Linked DNA regions of Mus musculus: region 2 is linked to region 1. The links are chromatin contacts, found by Hi-C in ENCODE. All regions are on one chromosome and are shown on one strand. Each heading gives the region's core, a stretch centred on a gene start or an enhancer-like site at or near the end of the contact. The rest is flanking DNA. Distances are from core to core; before and after follow the strand shown.

Region 1 (6,720 bases), core at 136-2,635:
GTCTCCCATTGCTAAGATAGAGAGACCATCAAGTGAGCTTGAAGGCTCGATTTAAAGCGCACTGGATTTCTGGGGTAGATGGGCTTTATCTTATTCTATCTCTAGGCATTCCAGAACCATTATCTGAGTGAGTGCTGTTGTGATCATAAAAAGAGAAAGAGCTACTAAGATCTGTTCTGGCAGGGTGTGGGGGAAGGGTGTGCCTCAGTGGGCCCATGCCTCAGCATCCCTTCCCCCTGAGAGAGCAGCCACATGACGGTATAGTATAGAATAGAGTTTATTCGGGGCATGGGGAGGGGAGTTAAGAGGGTAGTAGAGACAAAGGCAGAGAGGGGAGGGGGAGGGGGAGGGGGAGGGGGAGGGGGAGGGGGAGGAGAGGATTGGAGGCTGGCCATGAGCATATGGAGAGAGGGGGTAAGGGAATGGGGAAAGGGGGGAACAAGGGGCCAAGAGGCAAAAGCGTGAGAGAGAAAGAGAGAGGGATGAGGGGGCAAGCAGCCCCTTTTATAGGGTCAGTCCTACCTAGCTGCTACCAGGTAACTGTGTGGAGGAGCATATCTGGCTGTTGCCAGGTTTCGGTGGGGGTGGAGTCCAGACAGAATACCAACAGGTGCGAAGGCTAGAGCCTGGATTTTTTTTTTTTTTTTCTACTAGTAATCGAGTTGCTTGGACTTGCCCATACCTTAGGCCTAGTCTCTTTAACTGCCAATTTGAAGTGTGTTGCGGAATCTGCCTAGCCTTCTCTGTGCTCAGAACTTGGTCTTGGGGGGTGCCGGGGAGGGGGTGTCCTGATTGGATATTTTTCCTAACAGCCACCACCAAGTCTCCCAAACCTTCTTACGTGGTCTGTTGGCTTTGCTGCTTATCTCTAGTCAGAGAAACCCGAGGGCAAACGATTCAACTGTGACCGCCCCATCTGTATTGCACTATCAGGATCAAGAATAGATTGCTGGTCATTAACACTGCGATTAAGAATGTATATGTATACGTATATAGTCACAATTAAATTTTGCTTTATCATTAATATCGGACACTGCTGGCGTGCCTTTGCAGTCAGTAAACCAGAGACGTGGGGAAGGCTTCGGTATTCGCAGTGTGTGGTTGTGCATAGGGCAACCTACACAAGACCCGCCTCCGCCTCTTCCGTACCCCCGTGAGTGCCACACCGAGAGTAGTCCCCCAGCCTTTTCCGGTGTCCCAGAGTCTCCTCATTTGCGGCCTTCCGGGACACCAGATCTTTGTGAAGGTCTGGGCTCCCTTCCGTCAAACTCTGGGTATCCAACCGCAGCGCTGCTAGCCAGGGCTGTCAGCCCCCAGTGCTAACTAGCGGGCTAGTCGCAGAGTCCGCATACGTGCGGAACCAAAGATGCAGTCTCGGTTTCTAGCAGGTCGCGAAGAGAACAGCAACCCGGGTTCCCGCATGCGCAGTGGAGCACGCTTGCACCCTGGGAAATGTGTGCTTGCGCGGTTGCTGGAGTCGCGGTCTCTTCCCTGGTGGTTCCGACTGCGGAGAGCGGGGAGATGAAGACGAAGGCCACCGCGCCGGTGCCCCAACCTGGGCCTATCAGGAAGCTCGCTAGGAAGAAAGCCAAGAAGAAGTTCAGGAAGAGCAAAGCTCTGGCAGGAAGTGGGGTTCCGGGAAGCCACCCGGCGGCTGTGGCAGGCCGACCGCCGAAGGCCCCCGAGAACTTTTCTCAAAATTGGAAGGCGTTGCAAGAGGTGAGACCGGCGACAGGCCACCTTCATCCCGAACTTTCTGTCAGGTAGCCACAGACTCCGAAGGAGGAAGGGATGTTGCCCTCTGCTTCATTCAAATTCTTTTTCTCAATTATGAATCACTTATCTAGGTTGCCACCCTGGCAACGTCTTAAACTATGTCCCAGAACTCTGGCCCAGTGGTTCTGGAACTATTGTAGCTCAGGGTATACCCACACTAGTGGTTGTCCTCCTACATTAGGTAGCCTCCCTAGTCCTGAGCCTCTATACCTACCCCCATTCATAAATTCTTCCATACTAGTTAGATGCTTTTTTTTGTTGTTTTTGTTTTTTCGAGACAGGGTTTCTCTGTGTAGCCCTGGCCGTCCTGGAACTCACTCTGTAGACCAGGCTGGCCTCGAACTCAGAAATCTGCCTGCCTCTGCCTCCCGAGTGCTGGGATTAAAGGCGTGCGCCACCACGCCCAGCTTAGTTAGATGCTTTTACTGCCCTTGTTTCTTAGACGGGGAAATTGTGACACATAACTTACAGGGTTTGAGTTGAAAGTAGGTCACATACGGTGTAAACAGCAGAACTGGGGTGCTGAATATGCCTTCACTGTCGACTTCTAGGGAGTCTTGAGGAGTGTATGTCATGGAGCCTCAGTAAGAAAGACAATAAGGAATTTCTTGGCCTCCATAACAACACTCCACCTTGTTCCTTAGTGTGGATCTTCCAACAGGACACCCAGGAGCAGCCAAACCCTGTGGACAGTCAGGGCTGTGTATGCTGGTTCTTGTTCTTTCTCCCAAGAAAGTAAAGTGTGCAGGGAGGACATGTTTACTAAAGGAAACTTGGATTTGGCTCTGGTTTCTACAAGAATCTAAATCCTTCAGGCCTTTTAAGTATTAGGGGAGTGAATAAGTAGAAACTCACTGCAACATCTCTCAGCTGGTTGCCATCTTGTTGTGGTCTTAACTGGAGATTTGAACACAAGGAAGAAATTGGTCTCCTGGACCTCTCCTCTACATGGATCAGCCCTATCTGGTTTCACAGGACTTCTTTCTTTCCATTGAACTCCCTTCCTCCAGGTCTTCCTTAGATTCTGAGCTGTAGCCGCCTCCAGAGATAACGGAAGTGATCACTGTGTCCCACAGTGTTGACCATGGAAGTCACTAAGTGAAACTCCAAATAAAGAAGTGAAAAGCACCATTAGTGGTGATGGGAAGTGCATGGATGATAGAATAGATGTACACACAAGTTTCTTGAACCTGTGGTATGTCAGTTCAAAATTAAATGTGGCTTTTAACAAAATAATAAATGTGGCTTATATTTAATTTTGATTCCATTAGCTACTGAAACAAAAGTCACAGGCCGCAGAAAAACCTCTTGTCTCTCAGATGGATGACAAAATGCACCCCCAAATAATCCAGCAGAACAGAAAAAAGGCCTCAGATAAATCAAAGGGAGACAAGCAGAGGACAGAAAAGGCCAAGAGCACTAGGGGTTCTGTTACATCTGCACCTACGGACAGGAAGATACTAGTACCTCCCACAGATACCTCTGGAACAGAGCAGAAGAAAGGAGCCAAGAAGAGGACATATAGTGACATCTCTTCTCATCAAGGGGCTCTCAAGCCTAAGTGGAAAGCTACGGAGGCAGCTGTTATCTTGAATCAGCCCACGCCCACTGAGTAAGTATCAACTCTGCTGTGGTGCCTGGAACATCCACAGAAACAGGTGATCCACTGTCTTCACCACCACCGTTCGGCCCTGGTACAGTCTTCTACCCAACCCTGTGATATTTGTTTGTTCGTCCCTTGTTTCTCCTAGAGTGTGGGCTGCTAAAGGCAGACCCTATTATACAGATAATACTGTGTCTTTGGGCCCCAGTGTAGAGCTTGGCACAAGGTAAGAGCCAACAAAAACTTTTTCATAGTGTGTGCTGGACCCAGAAGGACTCCTGTGAAACCCAGTCCTGCCTTTTTGCCAATTGATGGCTTTCTTGCATCCTTTTATCCTCAGTGTGGTCATCTGTACAGTTAGGGGGACTGAAGTGCACTATGTGTTGCTTAGTGTCTTTTGCCTGCTTAATGAGCACTGTGATAACACCTAGCCTGGATGGGATATGCTTATAAGGCAGGTTGGCTTCCTGCTGCCTAGGATTTTCCTGCCTTCCCTTAAACCTAAAGAAAACCTTGGTCTGGGATTATACAGTGGAGGGTGCGGGCAAAGGGGAAGGAGAACATTTCTTTGGGAACTGGTATGGGAAGTGTGTTTATGAGAGTTGTGTCAGATCAAGCTAAGTGAGCCCATGACAGGCTACAAGATTCAGCTGCTGAAGGGTAAAGGGACGTGAGTTTAACTGCTTCTGCTGAGTTATATAAGCAGGCTGGATTGGAGAGACTACAAGGCCCCTCCCTCCTAAGGCTGATATAAGCAGGAAAGACACACAGGCATTTTACTTTAGCATTTGTGTGTGTGGCAGGAGGTGTCAGGGTATCCTAGTGAAGAAAGCAAATGAGCAGGAAGCATGCGGCCCATCAGTTGAACCTTTTGAGTAAAGATACTGAATGTCTGGAATTCACCAGATAGCCATGAAGCACCCAGTATCAACTCTCTCATGCTTCCAAAGTGTGCACAGGGTACAAGGCACAGGTCCCTGTCTTTTTTTAAATTTTTAAATTTTTTTTGGTTTTCGAGACAGGGTTTCTCTGTGTAGCCTTGGCTGTCCTGGAACTCACTTTGTAGACCAGGCTGGCCTCGAACTCAGAAATCCGCCTGCCTCTGCCTCCCTAGTGCTGGAATTAAAGGCGTGTGCCTGGCTCACAGGTCCCTTTCTGCCATGCACTCCTCTGCTTGTGTTTCTTGACCAGTAGCAAACCTATTGTGTAATTGGAAAATGCCTGGTCATTATACTGAAGTAGGTTACATGCTTCTGTTTCACATTCTGTTTTATCTGTAGTTCTCCTAAGTCTTGGATAATAGATATATTTGCAAATTAAAAGAACAGTAGTGAGGGCTGGAAAGGTGGCTTAGGGGTTAAGAGTGCTGGCTGCTCCTCTAGAGACCTGAGTTAAGTCTCCAGTGCCAGAGATCCGATGATGCATGCCCTCTTCTGGCCATCAGGCGCCAGGCATGCAAGTGATAAATATAATGCATGGGTGCATGCAGGCAAAACAGGATACAAATAATAAAGGAATGTGTGAGAGCAGATTCAGCTGGACTGAGTGTGGAGTGTAGAGGGGGAGCCATCCTGCCAGAGGTCCTTTCGCGAAGCATCCATCTGTGTCCTGGGTCTTTTCACAGCCAGGCATTCTCATCTTTGTCTCATAGGGAAGACATCTGGTTTGATGATGTGGATCCAGATGATATTGAGGATGCCATAGGCCCAGAGGCAGCCATGCTGGTACGGAAGAGGCTGGGGCAGAAGAAGAGGACCATCTCCCTGGAGAAGGAACAAGCCTTTGGCGGGTAAGCTGAGCTCGGGCCATAGCTGCTGGCAATGTTACTCCTTCTGGGGCTGGGATCATGGGAGGAGGAGCAAGCACTGAGCCATGACTGCCCAGCAGTCATGGGGGTGCAGAATGAGGCTTGGCTCACTGGCCTAGAATCCCAGCCCGTGATATCTATTACACTGGGGCCTTTGGTTCCCCTAGCTTGACAAAAGCCTTGGCCCTGGATTGTGAGATGGTAGGCGTGGGTCCCAAAGGGGAAGAGAGCATCGCAGCCCGTGTGTCGATCGTGAACCAGTATGGGAAGTGTGTTTATGACAAGTACGTCAAGCCAACTGAGCCAGTGACTGACTACAGGACAGCCGTCAGTGGGATCCGGCCTGAGAACCTGAAGCAGGGTATGACTGATGTCCATAAGATTTGAGTGTAGTGGTGGAGATGGTAGCAGGACTCGTTTCTCTTCAACTTCCCCTTCTGTGTTCCAGAACATGGCATGGCAGGGGTCCTGACACTGCTTAGCTCTTCCCCAGACTTTGCAGATACAAAAGGAAAGATACCTTTCCTGGCTGTTGTGCTGTTTGTGTCCTGGGCTCTTGGATTATTTTCTGTCTTGTGGCAGTAGGGAATAAACTGGAGCATGTTAGGAACCAGGAGGGAAATCTTGAAGAGTGAGTAGGCTACATGGTAGGAGCTGGGAGGACAGATCACAGGGTCTCTTTGGGAAATTAGTGCAGTAATGGCAGAGAGGCCTCCAGCAGGATCCTTGTGGTCATGACATTGAGTACAGGGTAGGGGTCAGAAGACTGGTTCTGAGGCAGGAGCTAGGTAGGGAGGTAGCTGGAAGAAATGAGCCAACATAGCAGAGGGAGGCTGGGTCTGATTTATAATAGGCGAGAACATCTAGGATGCTTGAGCCTGCCTCCTAGGGAGACCTGGAGACCACTAGGGATGCAACCGTGTTTTTTTTTCCCCCGTTCCTCACCACCCACTGCCTGTTTGCTTCTCCTGGTACCCATGGCTAACATAGTATCTCTGTTGTTCCATAAACCGTAGGCTGGCCAGCCTCTCTTTCTTTTTTTTTTTTTTTTTTTTTTTTTTTTAATTTTTTATTAGGTATTTAGCTCATTTACATTTCCAATGCTATACCAAAAGTCCCCCATACCCACCCACCCCCACTCCCCTACCCACCCACTCCCCCTTTTTGGCCCTGGCGTTCCCCTGTACTGGGGCATATAAATTTTGCGTGTCCAATGGGCCTCTCTTTCCAGTGATGGCCAACTAGGCCATCTTTTGATACATATGCAGCTAGAGTCAAGAGCTCCGGGGTACTGGTTAGTTCATAATGTTGTTCCACCTATAGGGTTGCAGATCCCTTTAGCTCCTTGGGTACTTTCTCTAGCTCCTCCATTGGGAGCCCTGTGATCCATCCATTAGGTGACTGTGAGCATCCACTTCTGTGTTTGCTAGCAGCCTCTCTTTCTATCTCAGAAGAGAGGTTGGTCCTTTAGCTCTGAATAGAGCTGGGCAGTGAAGTAGTTTTGGGGCCCATTCTAGTAGAGGTGGGGGCAGGG
Region 2 (6,158 bases), core at 2,027-4,526, 46 kb before region 1:
TTTTTTCCTCTCATATTGAGACCACCAGATGAGACTAGAGTTCTAACTGGTCTACTCTGGTGTAGGTAGACTGTTCTGAGCCCTCAAGCCTGGCTCTCACTGGTTGCTGCTGGGCTGGGCTGTGCTGACTAGTGTTACTTATAAAATGAGAAGTCTACTAAAGCTTCGTCTACTAAAACAAAACAAAAAACAACACGTTATATATAGTCTGATTTTCACAAAAGTATGTCAACTCCTTTTTTTTTCTGAGAATATATGCCAATCCTTTGACTTTTGTAACATTTAAAAAAAAAATCCATGATATAGTATGGCTTCCAGGTTTTTCAGCTCTTGTATGCCCATTAATGAGTCTGAATACACTAATATGTATCCAATCTCAACTGAATAAAGAGAGATATCTTTTCAAAGAAGAAGGAGAGAAGAAGAAGGAGGAGGAGGAGGAAGAGGAGGAAGAGGAGGAAGAGGAAGAGGAAGTAGTAGTAGGGCCTGGGGGGCTGGAGAGATGGCTCAGAGGTTTAAGAGCACTGACTGCTCTTCCAGAGGTCCTAAGTTCAATTCCCAGCAACCACATGGTGGCTCACAACCACTATGATGGGTTCTGATGCCCTCTTCTGGCGTGCCTGAAGACAGTGTACTCACATATATAAAATAAATAAATCTTTAAAAAATAAAAATTAAAAAATTAAAAAGTCAGGCCTGTTCCGACTTCAGTGGGAATCTTAGCCTATCAGTCTGCAGCCACCAGGTAAACTACTCAAAAATGTCTTCTAACTTGGTAAAGGCCACTCCGACTTATTTGGGGTTGTTCTTTATGCTTGCTTGGTGAGGGTGTTTGGTTTGGTTTTCCTTTGAGGCAGAGTCCTGCTCTATAGCTCAAGCTGACCTCAAACTATCTTGCTCTCTCTCTCTCAGCCTCCTGGGGACTTCCAAGCATGTTTCACTACGTCTGGCCACATCTTGAATTTGGGTCAGGACAGGGATGCCTCTTATGATACACCAGGGAAGATTCAAATGACAATCCCATCTAAAACATTAGCCACGTGACCCTGAACATGTTGCTTTCCTAATTCATTTTTCTCTCCTACACATGAGCAGGTTGTGCCCCAATACCTGAATAGCAGGACACCAAGAGGGGACAGTGTGTGTGCTCTTCTCCAGTGTGGAAGCCCAGCGAGGCCCCTCCCCTCTGACTGCACCTTCAGGTTACAGTCTGCCCCAGCCACCCAGGCTTCACCAAGAAGTCCCTCACCAGGAACTCTGGGAGCCTCTGAGGACATTGCTGAGAGCTGCCCATTCTGGCAGGACACAAGCTAAGGGAGGGCAGAGTGTTGGCCCTCTGAGGCTGCAATTAGCACCAACTTATTAAACTTGCAGCAGGCCTGGGTCACCGGATCCCTCCACTGGGCCTGGAATTCCACCATTTTCCACTTTCCTGTGTTACATTATCCAAATGGGAACTGATGCAGGAGAATGGACCAAATGAGTGGCACAGCTTCTATGTCACAAAGTCTCCTCTAATAAAGAACTCAACGCAGCACTCATTCACGCAGCAAAGCTTCCAGGGCCACAGAAGTGAAAGACTGTCGGCCCCCTGCCTGTGTGGAGCTAGGCCTGGTCTCACCTGAAAGGCCTGCACTCCTGTCCTCAGCATTCCATCTACAGAGCTACTCCACCATGCTGTCCTACAGAGCCACCTTTGGGAGGACCAGGTCGCAACTCAGACGAACAGGAGTCCTTTGACAACCAAGGACTCAAATACATCCACTCACTTGGGGTGCTAATAATGCTCATGTCTTCCATATAAAGGAGATGTCCCTATAATCCTTTCTTCCTCTGTCTACAGAGGTCTTTGGGACCAGAATAAATCCCTCCAATAAATAATAAGCCCCTTAGAATATCCTCCATTCCAAGAGAGGATAGCCCTATGTCAAAGTGACCGGCTAAGCCATAGCTCCTGCCAAACCCCTATTGAGTTTTTAAAGCAAATACACGATATCCTTCCCTCCTATGATATGCCAGTATTCAAAACCTTGATGTCCACCCCCCTGATCCCAATGATCAGGTTCAGGGAACAATTTAAGCTACGGCCACAGGTCTCCAGTAAGGTTTCACTGATAGCTTGGCTCGGCAGGAGGATTAGGGAGGCCTTCGGGAGTAGCACAGGTACCCACAGGAAGTATGGGACTGGGTGGGATTTCCAAAGTCAATCTAATCTAGAAATCACCTGGTCACTGACTGAATCACCATGACGGAGGGAGGATAGCCGCCTACAGGTCATGGTCAGGCCCTTCCTTGTCCCTCACCCCTTAATACCACCTTGAACTAGCTAACTGCACTGAAGAGGATTTGATCAACCTCAGCAGACTTCTTCCAGAGCTGCCTTACCAGGGCAGCACATACCTAACTCTACCCTATCCATCTGACTAGCAAGATCGTCTGGACAGATGGGGCTCCAAGGTATTCCTCCAGACAGGAAAACGGATGAGTCTTCCCCTACCCACACAGTTCCTGCTCTGGTACCAGGTAGGCAATGGATCCTCGGGCCTTCCCAGCACTCACCTGGACTTCTAGGAATTCACAATGAAAGGGACACCCAGGATTTAGCAAACACACTGTTTGGAAGGCCAGCAACATAGCTGCACTGAAGAGGCGGACCTGCCTTCCTCTTTACAAGAGCAGAGAAAGCTTGCTGGTGTGGAGGATACTAGGCCGACGAGAAGCATTAGGAGAGTGTGGACAGTAGGAACCCGAGGAGAACTCCGATCACTGCCCAGCCACCCTGAGGGGCCACTCTTCTCCTGGCACCATCTGACCCCCAAGCAAACTTCCCAGCCTGTGGAGAGCTGCCCCCCATTTATGAACAAGTTTTGTCCAAAGGCTGGGAACTTGGCAGTCCCACCCCAGCCCAGGTAAGCATCACCAGGCCGAGGCAGGGCCGGGAAGGGGCAGACGCGCGTCCTCTGTGAGTCTCATTTCCTCTGATCAGGGCCGCAACAACTGGGCAGTAAGCCATCGAGTTCCGGCGGTGGACTGCAGGCCTGAGGCCGGGAGCCATGGCAACCCCGGGGACGCCCGCTCCCTGGACCCGATACTCACACACCGCTCCTAGCACTCCCGCCAGGCGGCACAGCCAGCGGTACCACCAAGTCATGCCCTCTTCCTGTGCCGGCGGGGCTGGGCCCGCGGCCGCTCCGGCGGCGCCCGAGCCGCTCATGCTAAACGCTGCGCGCAGCCCCAGGCGCGCACAAAGAGACGTGTCCACCCGCGCGCGGCCTTGTGGGAGAGGTGGTGATTAGCATAGGGGCGGGCCCGCAGGCCATAGCCGGGGGGCGGGGGGAGGGCGGGAGGAAATGGAGTATAGCATAAGGGGCGTGTTTACAGACTGTCAGACGCCCTTTGCCACCCAGCAGGTGCGCTGGATCCGGTCTGGCCTTTCCTCTTTGCAAGATTGGAAGACGTCATCCAGAAGTGGCAAAGGCCTTGTTCAGACCTCCAAGGAACTCCGCCTTGCAGTAGAATGAGCTTTCGAGCTAGGCTTGTAATGGGCGGCAGGTTATGGGAGGAAAACTCCAGTCTGGTATCCTGTATCCTTTATTAACCACTGGGGGCTGGGACTGTTTTTCTGATCTCCACCTCCCAGTCCCAGCCCTTCTGCACCTGGAAAAGGTCACTAAAAGAGGTTCCCTAAGGCTAGCAGGCATTAGAACTTCTAAAGAGGCTAAAGTTGCATACTCCCCGGCTGTTGGAGAGAAACCTAGGACAGAGCCAGGCTGTCGTCCTGTTCCGATGTCCTAGGTGAGATGGTCCAATACTCGCCCTGGAGACTGGCATGTGCCTCCAGGAAGCCAGGGCTAAACTCCAGTTCAGCCTCGCTGCCTTCGGACTCCCAGTAGAGCACCTGCTGCCCCCAAAATGTTGTGGTCCTCAGACTGTGGATGTCCCTGATCTGTGGAGAAGCAAGTAGCCAGAACAGGCCATGAGTGATCATTATTTATAAACTCCTGGCTACTCAGAGTCATTTTTGTTTCTTAAAGGAGCCCACATGAGGGACACTCGGTTCTACCCAAGAAACTCCCCAGAACACACAACCAGGTACAAGAGCTAGGATCCTGCTCAAGACTAAGTCTGAGGTGCTCTGGTGCCTTGTAGAGCATACTGAATCGCAACCCTACCTATGCTCTTCTGAAAACAAACAAAACACCAGACACAAACACGATGCTTCCACGCTGGGTCAACAGGCAATGGACTCCCAGGGAAGGCCTTCTCTCTTCCTTCTTGTGGGTAGAGCCACAAGCATTCCCTGGTGAGTGAGTGAGTGGCAGAAACCCTCCTTCCCATTCTTTCCAATAATTTTGAAGTTTTGGATGAAAAATAAGCTAAAAGTGTTCCCTAATGCCAACACTCCCTCCCTCCTTCCTAGAGACAGCTCTCCAGAATCGTATCAAAAGATTACCCCCTTTTTGTCCCCATCCTCGTGGCCTCACCGAGACATAGTTGGCATTGGTCCCCTCAGAAGCAGTGCCCATATCACTGGCCAGGGCGCGGATGGCAATGCGGGCCTGTGGAGCCACACTGATGAAGACCCTGCAGGTCCCTGCCTTCCTCCCGTCTGGGCTCAGTGAGGGACTCACAATTTCACCCCGAGGTCCAAAGAGCTGCCTGTCACATTCTGCAGGCAAGAACAATGATAGGCTGGGTGAGGGCCACCTCAGGGAGACTACTGACACCAGGGGGTTCCCTGACTGCCTCTCCCGTCCCTCTGGTGGGCCTTTACTCTGTCCACTTCTAATAGACTAGCTTCAGGCAGTGATCTGAAAGGGGCAGGCAGTGGTGGCTCAGCAGAAGTGTTTTGTACAAGGCAGACAACTTAAGTCTGATTCCTAGGATCCCCATGGCAGGAAAGAACCTCTATCACTGACCCTCAGCCCCGTCCCCACAAACACACACCCTAACTTCGACGAGGGCGGAAAAGCTTTTGGTTCTTGCCACACAAGCCTGATTGCCTGAGTTCAATCCCAAGAACCCGTGTAAAGATAAAAGAAGAAAATTGGCTCCGTGGTGGAGTTGCCCTCTGTCCGCCACACCCACATCGTGCCATGTGCATGCCCACACATGTACATCGTAATTCCTAATATTTAAAGGGACTGAGAGGTGTTGGTGCCCTCTGTGGGGAGAAGGCAACAGTGGCATGCTTTGGGCTGGGCACCTTAAAAGAGAAGTCAATAAACTGGGCTACACAGTACTTAAAACGCTGAACTGGCTAAGAAGTTGAGTTTGACTGTGCTGTCCAGTGACGTCATCAGTGGGAACCCCGCTGCACCTAAGCCTCTCTTTCGAGGCAGATCGTCTGCATGTGAGAAGTGAGAAGGAAGGAGGAGGAAGCCAGTGGGCTCCCGGATGGGACCTTGCTGCCAACACAGCTCATGGCTGGAGGTGGCAGGGGAAAGGGTGATAACATGAAGCCTCTCCTTTGCAGAGGCAACACCCCAGTTGTAGTGTTTTTCACGTGAGACCTGGGCCATGCAAAAATGTCTGGAGTTGTCGAGGTAAGACATCTTCAATCATCTTGTTTTTACATCAAAACCCTGAGGTGATCAAGAGGGCTGATACTGTTTGGATTCTGGGTAAAGCAGTGTACGGCTGGTTTTGTGTCAACTTGACACAGCTGGAGTTATCACAGAGAAAGGAGCTTCAGTTGGGGAAATGCCTCCATGAGATCCCGCTGCAAGGCATTTTCTTAATTAGTGATCAAGGTGGGAGGGCCCCTTGTGGGTGGTGCCATCTCTGGGCTGGTAGTCTTGGGTTCTATAAGAGAGCAGGCTGAGCAAGCCAGGGGAAGCAAGCCAGTAAAGAACATTCCTCCATGGCCTCTGCATCAGCTCCTGCTTTCTGACCTGCTTGAGTTCCAGTCCTGACATCCTTTGGTGATCAACAGCAAAGTGGATGTGTAAGCTGAATAAACCTTTTCCTCCCCAATTTGCTTCATGGTCATGATGTTTGTGCAGGAATAGAAACCCTGACTAAGACAAGCAGGAATCCACGAGATGTTCTCTCTCTGGGGAATATATAGTGTAAGCATCTTCCCTGTGGGTGCTAGCATACACATACAAGTCACAAGAAGAAGGCTGAGGAAAAGCGGCTTACAAGCCTGAGAGGAC

What was found. Hi-C counts contacts between places; a loop is a spot of excess contacts on that map.
Region 2: a loop to region 1 is called in a map of left cerebral cortex, with 8 times the contacts of the local background. The contact joins the promoter of Cacfd1 here to the promoter of Rexo4 in region 1. A Hi-C loop is called at or near these places in 10 of 37 maps with a recorded cell type or tissue (CH12.LX, T-helper 17 cell, T-helper 2 cell and 3 more).

Annotation. Positions count from the first base shown.
Region 1 is chr2:26,959,051-26,965,770 of GRCm38, reverse strand. Rexo4 (REX4, 3'-5' exonuclease) reads left to right here and starts at 1,385. Exons shown (of 8, transcript NM_207234.2): 1 at 1,385-1,719; 2 at 3,048-3,388; 3 at 5,031-5,168; 4 at 5,354-5,547. The coding sequence starts at 1,453.
Region 2 is chr2:27,007,044-27,013,201 of GRCm38, reverse strand. Cacfd1 (calcium channel flower domain containing 1) reads right to left here and starts at 3,276. Exons shown (of 6, transcript NM_029862.4): 1 at 3,097-3,276. The coding sequence starts at 3,214. It overlaps Adamts13 (a disintegrin-like and metallopeptidase (reprolysin type) with thrombospondin type 1 motif, 13), which reads right to left. Exons shown (of 29, transcript NM_001001322.2): 28 at 4,485-4,669; 29 at 3,577-3,946. The coding sequence ends at 3,755.